Linked DNA regions of Homo sapiens: region 2 is linked to region 1. A link is a contact called in ENCODE Hi-C or POLR2A ChIA-PET data. All regions are on one chromosome and are shown on one strand. The core of a region is the stretch at or near the end of the contact, and the rest is flanking DNA. Distances in the headings are between cores, read along the strand shown. Region 1 overlaps GYG1 (glycogenin 1). Region 2 overlaps WWTR1 (WW domain containing transcription regulator 1).

Region 1 (5,449 bases), core at 2,211-4,710:
ATTCTTTCCCTCTCCCCTGGCAACCATTAATTTGCTTCCTATCTCTATACTTTTATTATTTGATGTTATATAAATGAAATTACATAGTATATAACTTTGTGAGATTGGAGTTTTTCACTGAGTGTAATTAATTTAAGATTCATCCAGGTTATTGTATCTCTAGTTTGTTCCGTCTTATAGCTGAGAAATATCCCACATGGATGTACCATATCCATATACCTGCTGAGTGACATTTGAGCTGTTTTCAGTTTGTACCATTATGAACAAAGCTGCTGTGAACATTTCCTTAGCCTTTTTTTCTGTTCCCATGGAACCGATTGGCAGTATTTTGATGATTATGTGTAAAAGGAAATTAGTTAAGACTTCAGGCCTCTGTACCTCAGCCATTAGTGTCTAGTCCCACATTTGGGTATCTTTGTAGAATCCAAAATAAGCCTTTAATGAATGGCATGATGTTTTGGCTTTGATAGTTTGTGCCTCAGAATACATTAATTTGCCTATTAGCTAAAATTGTCTTTGGTTCTCATATCTGTCCTTTGTCTTAGCCTATTCAGGCTGCTATAATGAAATATCATAGATTAAATGGCTTATAAACAACAGAAATATATTTCTCACAGTTCTAGAGGCTGGGAATTCCAAGATTAAGGTGCCAGCAGATTCAGTGGCTGGAGAGGGCCCACTTCCTGGGTCATAGACAGCTTTTTTATTTTTGTTTTTTTGTTATAACTGCTGCATGTGGCAGAAGAGGTGAGGGACCTCACTTGGGCCTCTTTTATAAGAGCACAAATCCTATGCATGAGGGCAGAGCCCTCATGACCTAATCACCTTCCAAAGACCCCACTCCAGATACCATCAACTTTGGGGTTAGGATTTCAATGTAGGAATTTTGGGGTATCTAAACATTGAGTCCATTGCATTTTTATAACAGTGAAGCATATTCTGTTGCCATCTTTATTGTCCTTTAGAACTTATAAGAGTGAAACTGATTTTCTGTTGTTCGTCCTTTGAGGAACAGAGACCTGTCAGGGGTGCTGTTTAAGGAGGGGTTTCCTCAAGACAATAAGTGAACGCCTTTGATTCTTAGAGTTGATTGAAGGTATTTGGAAAGGATAGAATACGCAGAGGGTGGATAAGGTACACTTGGACTTTAAACCTAAAGTCCTGATCTTACTACTTAACTCCAAAAATTAAATAGATCTCTAGATTTTTAAAGTCTCCTTGAAAAGTAAGGAAAATTGAATAGTAACGACAGCCGACTGGACTTGCTGTATGTTGAGAAACGACCTGGATTTTTTGGCAAAGGAGACTGAGGAGAGGAGTGACTATGCAGTATTCCTGCCTGATGCTTAGAGCAGGTGTCTGCCTGCCTGCCATCCCCATACACACTCGCACATATGCACTCATGCACATGCACACACATCGTGAACTCCTGTTCTGCTGCTTGGGAGACTCTGGTTCTGAGTGTGTTTTCTGAAATCTCATGAGTCTAAAATAGAAAGCACATGAAATATATGGAAGAATGTGTCTTGTATTGTTTTTATTTCTTTTGAATGAATGGCCATGATCCCCGCTTTCTGAGGAAGATATGAAGTCCAGGAGCCCCAAGGGCTGAGCAGACACTTTGCTGTATCATTGTAGCTGACGCTGGCCACAGTGGTGACTGAGCAGGATCTGCCCAGAGACTTTTGGTCAGTGGTGGGAGAGTGCACCATAGGGGTAATGTGGCCTTCTGGGCCCTCTGTTGATAAGCCAACAGTTGTGGGCCCTGGAAAACAATTCCATTGTTCCAGTTTGCTCTCTTTTACTTTTTGATTCTTTTTGTCCTGTTATACTCAGGGGAAAGTCTGAAATCTTTAACTGGAAATAAAGTGTACAACCTGATCCCTATGTGGTCTGGTCCCTGCCGCCTTCTCTGAGACTCACCTGGTGCCATGCAACTCATTCCCGCCGAGTCCACTTACTCAGGCCACCTTCCAGGCCTTCTATCCATAGCCTCATGCTCCTGCCCGCCACAGGTCGGTGGTGTGCACTATTTTTGTTCTGCCTGGGACACGGTCCCCCGTCTTTCCCCCATCGGCATTTTTCAGGTATGCCTGTGCACCCCTCAGATATTGGTTTAAACACAACTTCCTTGTGGAAGCCTTCCTTCGCCCATCAGATGTAGCTCAAGCCACTTCCACGTGTGCCTGTAGTGCCACGTACATTCCTTCACTGCATTCATCTCCATCTGTGTGATGTTTGTTGATTTGATTTGCTGCTGTTGGTGTCTCCCACCTGACCCTTGTGAAGACAGTGACCATATCTCTTTGTGCACTGTTGACTCTGCAATGCCTAGTACAGTATCTGGTACATAGTAGCTGCTCAATAGATATTTGTCGAATTAATGAGTTAAATCAGGGAAATGGCCACTCCTTAAAATGTTTTTAATTGGTGTGTCAAGGAACTTAACTCAAAAATGAGGGCCGGGCGTGATGGCTCACGTTGGTAGTCCTTGCACTTTGGGAGGCCAAGGCAGGTGTATCACTTGAGATCAGGGGTTCGAGTCCAGCCTGGCCAACACGGTGAAACCCCATCTCTACTAAAAATAACAAAAAATTGCCTGACGTGGTGGCATGCACCTGTAGTCCCAGCTACTCGGGAGGCTTAGACAGGAGAATTGCTTGAACCCAGGAGGCAGAGGTTGCAGTGAGCTGAGATCGTGCCACTGCACTCCAGCTTGGGTGACAGAGCGAGACTCCGTCTCAAAAAAAAAAAAAAAATGGAATTAGTGTCTATTTTTAAAGGTCCAGTTATGTGCTCCTATAAAATTATTAAACTGTCTAGAGATCTGTTAACTAATTTATATATTTTTTTCTTTTAGGTGGGGACCAAGGCATACTGAACACATTTTTTAGCAGCTGGGCAACAACAGATATCAGAAAACACCTGCCGTTTATTTATAACCTAAGCAGCATCTCTATATACTCCTACCTCCCGGCATTTAAAGTGTAAGTGCAGATGGTTTAACTATTGTTGGAGATGTTGAGGGCAGAGAATTGGGGTGTACAATTTTGGGGCTGCTTCATTGTCATTCCGAGGGAAATAACAGATAGACACTTTGAGGAAAGTTTCTCTTGTAAGAACCGTGGCTGCAATGGGGAGAGGCCTTGATGTTATCGGTTGCCTCATGCTTGACCCTAGGGTCCTTAGTTGCCTTTGGGACAAGGTTCCCATCAGTTTCTGGGGTTCATGGCCCTCTGGTAAGTTATTAATATGTCATGGTCAAAAACACAGACTCTTAAGCTCTGCAGACTTACAACTTGGAGGAGCTGAGTTTGTGCCCTAACTCAATGTCTTCCCCATACTGGCTGCTGAGCTTTGGTTTCCTTCACCTGCAAAAAGGTGTTAAAAGCTCCCTCATAATTGTTGTGGGGATTAAGCCAGATGCAGGCAGCAGTGTGCTGCTGTGGCTAAGAATAAGGGCTCTGGAGCTGGATGACCTCACTTCACATCCTGCAGTGACCACTTCCTGGCCTACTTACTGAACTTCTTTCTGCCTCCATGTCTTCATAGGGTTATTGTGGGTAGTAAGGGAGGTAATCATGTAGCATGGTTAGAAGAGGGCCTGGTCTACCCAACTGCTCAGTACACGTTAGATTGTTAGTCATTTTTATTTGAGAGAAGCAATATAGTGTTCAGAGTAATTCGTAAACCAGAAAGGCAGGGCATATGTCCTCACTCTGTCATTTATCTGCTACATGACTTAAGACTTGGTGCCTCAGCTCCTCCATATGTAAAACGAGGAGGAAAATAGTACCTACCTCATAGGGTTGTCAGGAGGATGAAACAAATTAATACATATAAAGTGCTCAGTGGACATTTGTTGTTTTTGGTAACGTGCTTGTTTAGCACGCACAGTCCCTGGTGCAGTTCTTTTTTTTTTTTTTTTTTGAGACGAAGTCTCACTTTGTTGCCCAGGCTGGAGTGCAGTGGCATGATCTTGGCTCACTGCAACCTCCACCTCCTGGTTCAAGTGATTCTCCTGCCTCAGCCTCCCTAGTAGCTGGGATTACAGGCACGTGCCACTACACACGGCTAATTTTTGTATTTTTAGTGGAGATGGGGTTTCACCGCATTGTCCAGGCTGGCCTTGAACTCCTGACCTCAGGTGATCTGCCCACCTTGCCTTCCCAAAGTGCTAGGATTACAGGCATGAGCCACTGCTCCCGGCCCCTGGTGCAGTTCTGATACACCTTACAACTAATACAGCCTTGCTGCACTGTTTATCTCACTGTTAGGGACAGGATCCTATTATTTAGCCTCTGACTCATTTGTGTTTAACTAAGAAGATGATTTAGATTTCTTGAACAGGGGACTAGCTGTCAGGTCGATCCTGAGACAGTTGTGAGCAGCACAGCCCTTCACTGAGTTGGGCCAATCTCTGTCCCATATGGACATTCCTGAGTTAGCGGAAAACAAAGGGCCTTTCACTCCTCATATTTCATTATCCAAAGTCCTCTCCGTAAGTCTTACACCACGGTAATAAGCATGTCTGGCTTTTTGTAGCAGCAATGTTTCCTTTTCTGTTCTTTTCTGGGAAGACTCTATCAACATCCTCCAGATAAGGATTAGAAGCATCTCATGTTCTTTCCTCCCTAACTGTTCCCTTGGTATATGTCTCCAACATATTACATTCTCTTCCCTTTGTACAATGGGAACAAGCAGACTCTTAAACACACCAACTGTGTTCTGAGTAAAGCAGACAACAGGATTCACTGTCAAGGGAGGAATAGGAGAAGCATTATTTTCACCTCTCAGTCCTTGGCCTTGTAAAATACAAACGTGTCTCACATGGAAATGTGAACCTGATCCATTTTAATCCTTACTTATAACCCTGCTAGTCTGAATAGTGTTCTTGCAAACCATGACAGTGTGACCCCTAGAGCCGAATTTGTCTATAATAGGACATTTGCTTATAGTTTAATTGACTGAATTCAGTTTAGCAAGCAAAAAGTTGACAGTGCAGAGGAGAAAGACTTTTGAATAGTATGACCATTCCACTCAGTCCTGCACAGTGAGCATGTGGTTCTGTTTGACTCCATCTGATTTCCACCTTAGCACCATTGAGCACGTTGTACCTTTCGGGGATAGCCTGGTTTATGCAGACACTGCTTGCAGTACTTTTATTTTAACACACAAGAAGCAGGTGGAGCAGAGTTAAGTTTTGAGGGGTAAGACAGACTTAATTTGCTAGAACCTTGGCCCTTTCTCTCAAGAACCCAGTTGATTTTATATCCTCCAAATGAATTGCCCCCAAAAAACCAGTTAGAGATCTAAATTACTGAAACAGGATGGTTTTCTTCTTCCTGGCTCAATGAATGAGTGCTAATTTTGGAAATCCCCCGGGTTTATTGTAACCATAGAGAATATGACACACTGGGAAAGTTGGGAACAACTCCGTCCATTAGCC
Region 2 (5,357 bases), core at 2,012-4,511, 570 kb after region 1:
AGTCGCCAGGAGCCAAAGTCACCCAAAGCGTGTATGTGTCCTACTTGCCTCAGGCTAGATGAAGACAGGAGGCCTAACTGATTTTTCTACCCCAATTAAGGCCATTGGAGGGAAGGTCAGAACTGTAGTTTAAAACTGAGGCAGCAGTATCATGAGTTGGTGGTAAAGAGACCAAGTAAAGAAGAAAAAGCCGGCAGAAGGGTAACACGGTATTGCAGCCAAGAAGAAGGAGCAAACACCGTCTGGGTGCATGAAGAGACATAGAAACAGCCAGAACCACTTATGAGCCCCGCCACCCCTTGATTGAACACCATTTCTTCAGCTTGGAGTCAAAGCTTGGGGCTCCACCAGGCACAGTGGTTCATGCCTGTTATCGCAGCACTTTGGGAGACTGAGGTGTTAGGATTGTTTGAGCCCACGAGTTCAACACCAGCCTGGGCAACAAAGGGAGACCCCAACTCTACAAAAAAAAAATATCTTTTTTAATTTTAAAAAAGCTTGAGGCTTACCGAGATTTGGCTGGGATACTGCCATGGACCTCTGAGGCACTGGTGTGGAACTGACGGCAGGGTGGAGGTTCATATGATTCAGAGGCTGATTCATCGCCTTCCTAGGGTCTTGCCATGTGGTGATTTTTTCTATGTGACTAAAAGAAGGAAAACAATTAATTATCTTTTTAATTGTCAGCATCATTATCATCATCACCAACAACAGCATAATAGTTAATGACACTAATTCTTCCCTTAGGATCTGCTTGAGTGGTTGATAGATTGTGCTTGGTTTCATCCAAGGACATACTTGCCTATTTTTCCCTGCATCCTGGTTAGGCCACACTGGGGATTCTGCAAGCAGCTCTCTAAACACAAGCCCAAGACATCGCTGTCCAGACAGCCCTTGCATGCAGTGAGCCCCAGTGAACTTCCCCTCGGCCCGTGGAGCTTGTATTCCCCAGCACCTCAGTTGCTTCTCAGCCATCCAATCACTGGAGTGCCATAGTGTGAGCTCCTTCCTGGAAGGGGAGCCATGCTCACCTTCCCAGCCAGTACCCCATACTCTCCTGACTCATAGAATTGACATAATGAGGATCCCTTTGGCTGTCATCAAGCAAAAGATGGGCCCATGAAACCAGCTTCTGAACACCACATTAGTGAGCTCTCACAGTAGGAGTGTAAGGTATTTCAAGGTCCCCAAAGGTGACACATAAAACCCTCAAGAAGCTCACTGTCACCAAGCAAGGTGACAATAGGGTAGCTGGAAGGCAGAGTATTAGAAAATAATAGTAGGAAAGTCAACTAGTGCCAGCTTATGGAGAAACTTAGATATTGAGGCATGAAGGTTTACAAGGGAGAAGACATGATTACATGTTTGATCACATACAACTTCCAGTTTGTTACTGTGACTTAATCACAGAGAAACTAACCCAACATGAAACATGAGCTTCTGCTCAGAGTTTCCAGTACATTCTAAGAAAGGTGGACATGGCCTCCAGCTTTGCCTACCACCTTCCAAATCACATTGCAGGTCACTCCTGGTACCTTAGAGACTCTGTCCCACTCCATCAAACTCTTCCTTTAGTGAAAGTTTGTGATATATATATATATATGATGAGTAGATTCATCCCGTTCCTCTACTTTGTTTTATAAACAGTATCAGAAATCTTCCTTCTCCTCCTTCTCCTTCTTTTTTGTTTTTTCGAGACATGATCTTGCTCTGTTACCCAGGCTGGAGTACAGTGGCATAATCATGGCCCATTGCAGCCCCGACATCCTGGGCTGAAGCAATCTTCCCACCTTGGCCTACTGAGTACCTGGGACCACAGGCACCTGCGACCACACCTGGCTCATTTTTTTTAAAAAATTTTTTTTGTAGAGGTGGGTGTCTCCTTATGTTGCCCAGGCTGGTCTCGAACTCCTGAGCTCAAGTGATCCTCCCACCTCAGTCTCCCAAAGTGCTGGGATTACAGGCACAAGCCACCGCACCCAGCCCAGTATCAGAGATCTTTCCATATCCATCAAAGACAACAAACATGATAGAAGAAACTGAATGTTAGCCCTTTGTTTTGGGCCTCACAACCAGGTGGGTCTCTTCCAGTCAGGCCCCCACCATTGACCTTCCTTAGACATACAACAAAAGGAGCATGATTGTTGTTTCTGTTAAACACACCTCACTTTTGAATAACAATGGCCTCCTTTGAATCTTTAAGGTAGGAAACCACTTTTACTTTCGTTATGTTTAATCAGTCTAGAAACTTCCTTGCATTGAAGTTGTATTTGTCTTGTTTTCTTTTCAGTCTGTCTCCTCATTTTTAAATGCTTCCTCTGCTAAAATTGTTATTCAGATTTCTTAATGCAAGACTTGAAGGTATTGCCAAGGGGAACTCATCCATTGCCTTGCGTGAAAACTTGGGTCTAAAGGTCTAAGGTTTTAGAATAAATGTGATTAAAAAAAAAAAAAAAAAGGCCGGGGGCGGTGGCTCACGCCTCTAATCCCAGCACTTTGGGAGGCCGAGGCGGGTGGATCACCACAGGTCAAGAGTTCGAGACCAGCCTGGCCAACATGGTGAAACCCCAGCTCTATTAAAAATATAAAAAGTAGCCGGCATGGTGATGCACGCGTGTAACCCCAGCTACTCGGGAGGCTGAGACAGGAGAATCGCTTGAACCCGGGAGGTGGAGGTTGCAGTGAGTTGGGATCATGCCACTGCACTCCAGCCTAGGCAGCAGAGTGAGACTCCATCCCCCCCAAAAAAAAAAGATGGGGAAATACTGAAGTAAAGAGATGAAAATCATTTCCCTAAGTATAAAGTAAATAATAATAAAAACAATAGTTTTAGTTTACACTTTCAGTTTCACAATTGTAGTTCTGTTTAAAGCTTTCATAAAATCCATCAACTTCTGGGCAGGTGGAAACTCATAGCCAGCCTCAGGCTTGTCACAGGCCTTCCAAGTGAGGAACTAATTGATGAGGATGTCAAAATTAAGTAACTCCCTTTAGCAAAATAATTAGACCTAAGAAATGCTTTGATTATTCCTTCAGAACTCATTCTATTAAAGCAGCATGTTTTCCAAGGCAGACATGTGCTACATAAATAGTTTTCACTCTGGTACCAGAAGGAAAAGAATCCTTCTCTCTTTCATAAACCTTTCTTAGACTCTCTGACATCATGGATATTGATGCTGTGCTAGAACCAACATCAGCACAGGCCCCGGTGAGATGTGGAAATATACATCATTTGCTGGAAGATGTTCAAGGACACTTCCGTGGTCAGAATTTCAGCTACCAGCTCTAGGAATAATACAGGAGCTGGAATGATGCATTCCTAAATGCTCGTCCCCCACTCTCCCCTCCCGTTCTGAACAAGTGGGCTGTGGCTCCTGAATGCGGCAAGAGCAGGAACATCTAGCATAGGAAGCCCAGCATCTGAAGTGGCAGATGAGCTCATCTTGCCCCAGGAGTGCCAGCACAGCTTGCCAGCCTAAATCCCCTGGGACAGAGTGTGGGGCCTTCTGGGTGGACCTCATCCTGACAGTTCTGACCGAGCTTACCCATGGCTTGAAGTCCCAGCACTCCTGCAGTGCAGTGGGAGCCTCCACGGCCCACCCTTCAAACTCCACACCCAGCCAACACATTTAAAGGAGTTTTGTTCCCAGTGGATTTGTTAATTAAAAGTGTCACTCACAGCATTCCCCAAAGGCTGGAGTACAAGAGGGAGCCTTTCTTAAGTGAGCAGTTCTCATTGCTCCAAAACAACTCTGAGAAGAAAGCCCAAATTCCTGGCTCTGCAGACCAGTCGACCTGACATCAGCTGTAAGGCTGCGCTAACATGGTGTCAAGAGTGGCTCCCAGGCTGAATGCAACAAGTAAGAGTGAGCTATTGCTCACAAGAGGCACTTAATACAGCCTTGATGATTTCATCTGAAAACTAAATTCTCCTATTGTTCTAATCACTTAGTGCCTCAGGCTCCAGCTCCCCCTACTTCCCACCACTTCCCAAACCCAGGATACGCCATTCACTCTTTCACTCTGCTGTCTCATCTCTGCTCCCTCTCTCAATGTTACTGAGTCATTTCCTTTCTCGTATTTCACAGTGTAATCTCAGTGTTTGCCAGGACCCACAATTTAGCTAGATTAATCCCCACTTCCCCGCTACTCCCACCTCCTTCCTGGCTTCACTCCCTTGCTTAGTCTACTTCAAGAAAAACTCTCTGCTGTTTTAAAAGTATAACTTCCCTTGGAAATGCACACACATATACAAATATATTTAACCTGCCTATATATGTGTATTGTATAAATACATACACTGTACAGGTTTCATATTTGAAAATGGAACAAAAAAGGAAAAAGAAACATATCAAACTATTTATGGTGATATATGCAAATAACAGGCTCACTGGTAATTTTTTTTTTCTTATCTAAACTGCTTTGTACTTTCCAGATTTTTAGCAGTGATTATGTATTGTTTTCACAACCAGTAAAAACAAAAATACTAATGAAGGTACAAAAAGACAAAAAAGAAAATTGATGCATGAATACACAGGTCATAAGGTATAAGCAGCACTTTGGGAGGCCGAGGTGGGCAGATCACCTGAGGTTGGGAGTTCGAGACCAGCCTGACCAACATGGAGAAGCCCTGTCTCTACTAAAAATACAAAATTAGCCGGCTGTGGTGGCACATGCCTGTAATCCCAGCTACTCAGGAGGCTGAGGCAGGAGAATTGCTTGAACCCAGGAGGCGGAGATTGTGGTGAGCCGAGATCGCACCATTGCACTCCAGCCTGGGCAACAAGAGAGAAACTCAGTCTCAAAGAACAAACAAACAAACAAACAAAAAGAGTTCCTGAAGATAAACTACACTTTTGGCTCCTATCTTCGTGTGGCTCAAATCAGGGGACAAATGGAATCAATCACCTGATCCCATGCTGTTTATAAAGAAAAAGAATAGCAGTTCCTACGGGGAAGAAAAGCTTTTCTTGACAGTAAACATTTTTTTCCTCGACTTAAAAAAAAGAAAAATCCTCTACAAGTGCTTCCCATGGAGAGCCCTGGTGGTATGTGGGGTTAACGGTACCTGTAACAAATATAAGCGGGAGTGGGCTTTTTCCCCTTCCTTCAAGAGCCCCTTGGACCACTACTTCCCAGACAGCCTCCTTCTCTCAGTCCCAGAAAGACCAACCAATTCCTGGCCTCCAATTACATTATGAGTCTCTGCTTAGAGAACTGCCCAGGTTGGACAAAAGCATGGAGTTTGCTAAGGGGCAAGAAAGGTCACCACGTCTCTGAGAAGATATTTGGCTGGAAATGGTAGGTTATGAAAAACCATGTCGTGTGAAATCAGTTTTCCCTCATGGATTAATATT

The links. A loop is a pair of places that touch in the nucleus more often than their neighbours do. ChIA-PET counts read pairs that join two places held with the same protein, here RNA polymerase II (POLR2A).
Region 2: a loop to region 1 is called in a map of ascending aorta, with 6 times the contacts of the local background. The contact joins two enhancer-like sites. A Hi-C loop is called at or near these places in 1 of 168 maps with a recorded cell type or tissue (ascending aorta). POLR2A ChIA-PET finds 5 or more read pairs at or near these places in 1 of 52 experiments (AG04450).

The regions. Positions count from the first base shown.
Region 1 is chr3:149,006,416-149,011,864 of GRCh38, forward strand. It overlaps GYG1 (glycogenin 1), which reads left to right. Exons shown (of 8, transcript NM_004130.4): 5 at 2,861-2,987. Among named protein-coding and RNA genes, the nearest start is that of GYG1, 18 kb to the left of the region's middle. RefSeq lists an enhancer at 1,993-2,493. Within about 2 kb of position 3,461, at least 6 of the 41 ENCODE cell types and tissues checked have a DNase peak (open chromatin) inside an H3K27ac peak, as active enhancers do.
Region 2 is chr3:149,572,355-149,577,711 of GRCh38, forward strand. WWTR1 (WW domain containing transcription regulator 1) reads right to left here. Exons shown (of 7, transcript NM_015472.6): 3 at 510-646. Among named protein-coding and RNA genes, the nearest start is that of WWTR1-IT1, 77 kb to the right of the region's middle. RefSeq lists enhancers at 1,815-2,441, 2,442-3,068, 3,069-3,695. Within about 2 kb of position 3,262, at least 24 of the 41 ENCODE cell types and tissues checked have a DNase peak (open chromatin) inside an H3K27ac peak, as active enhancers do.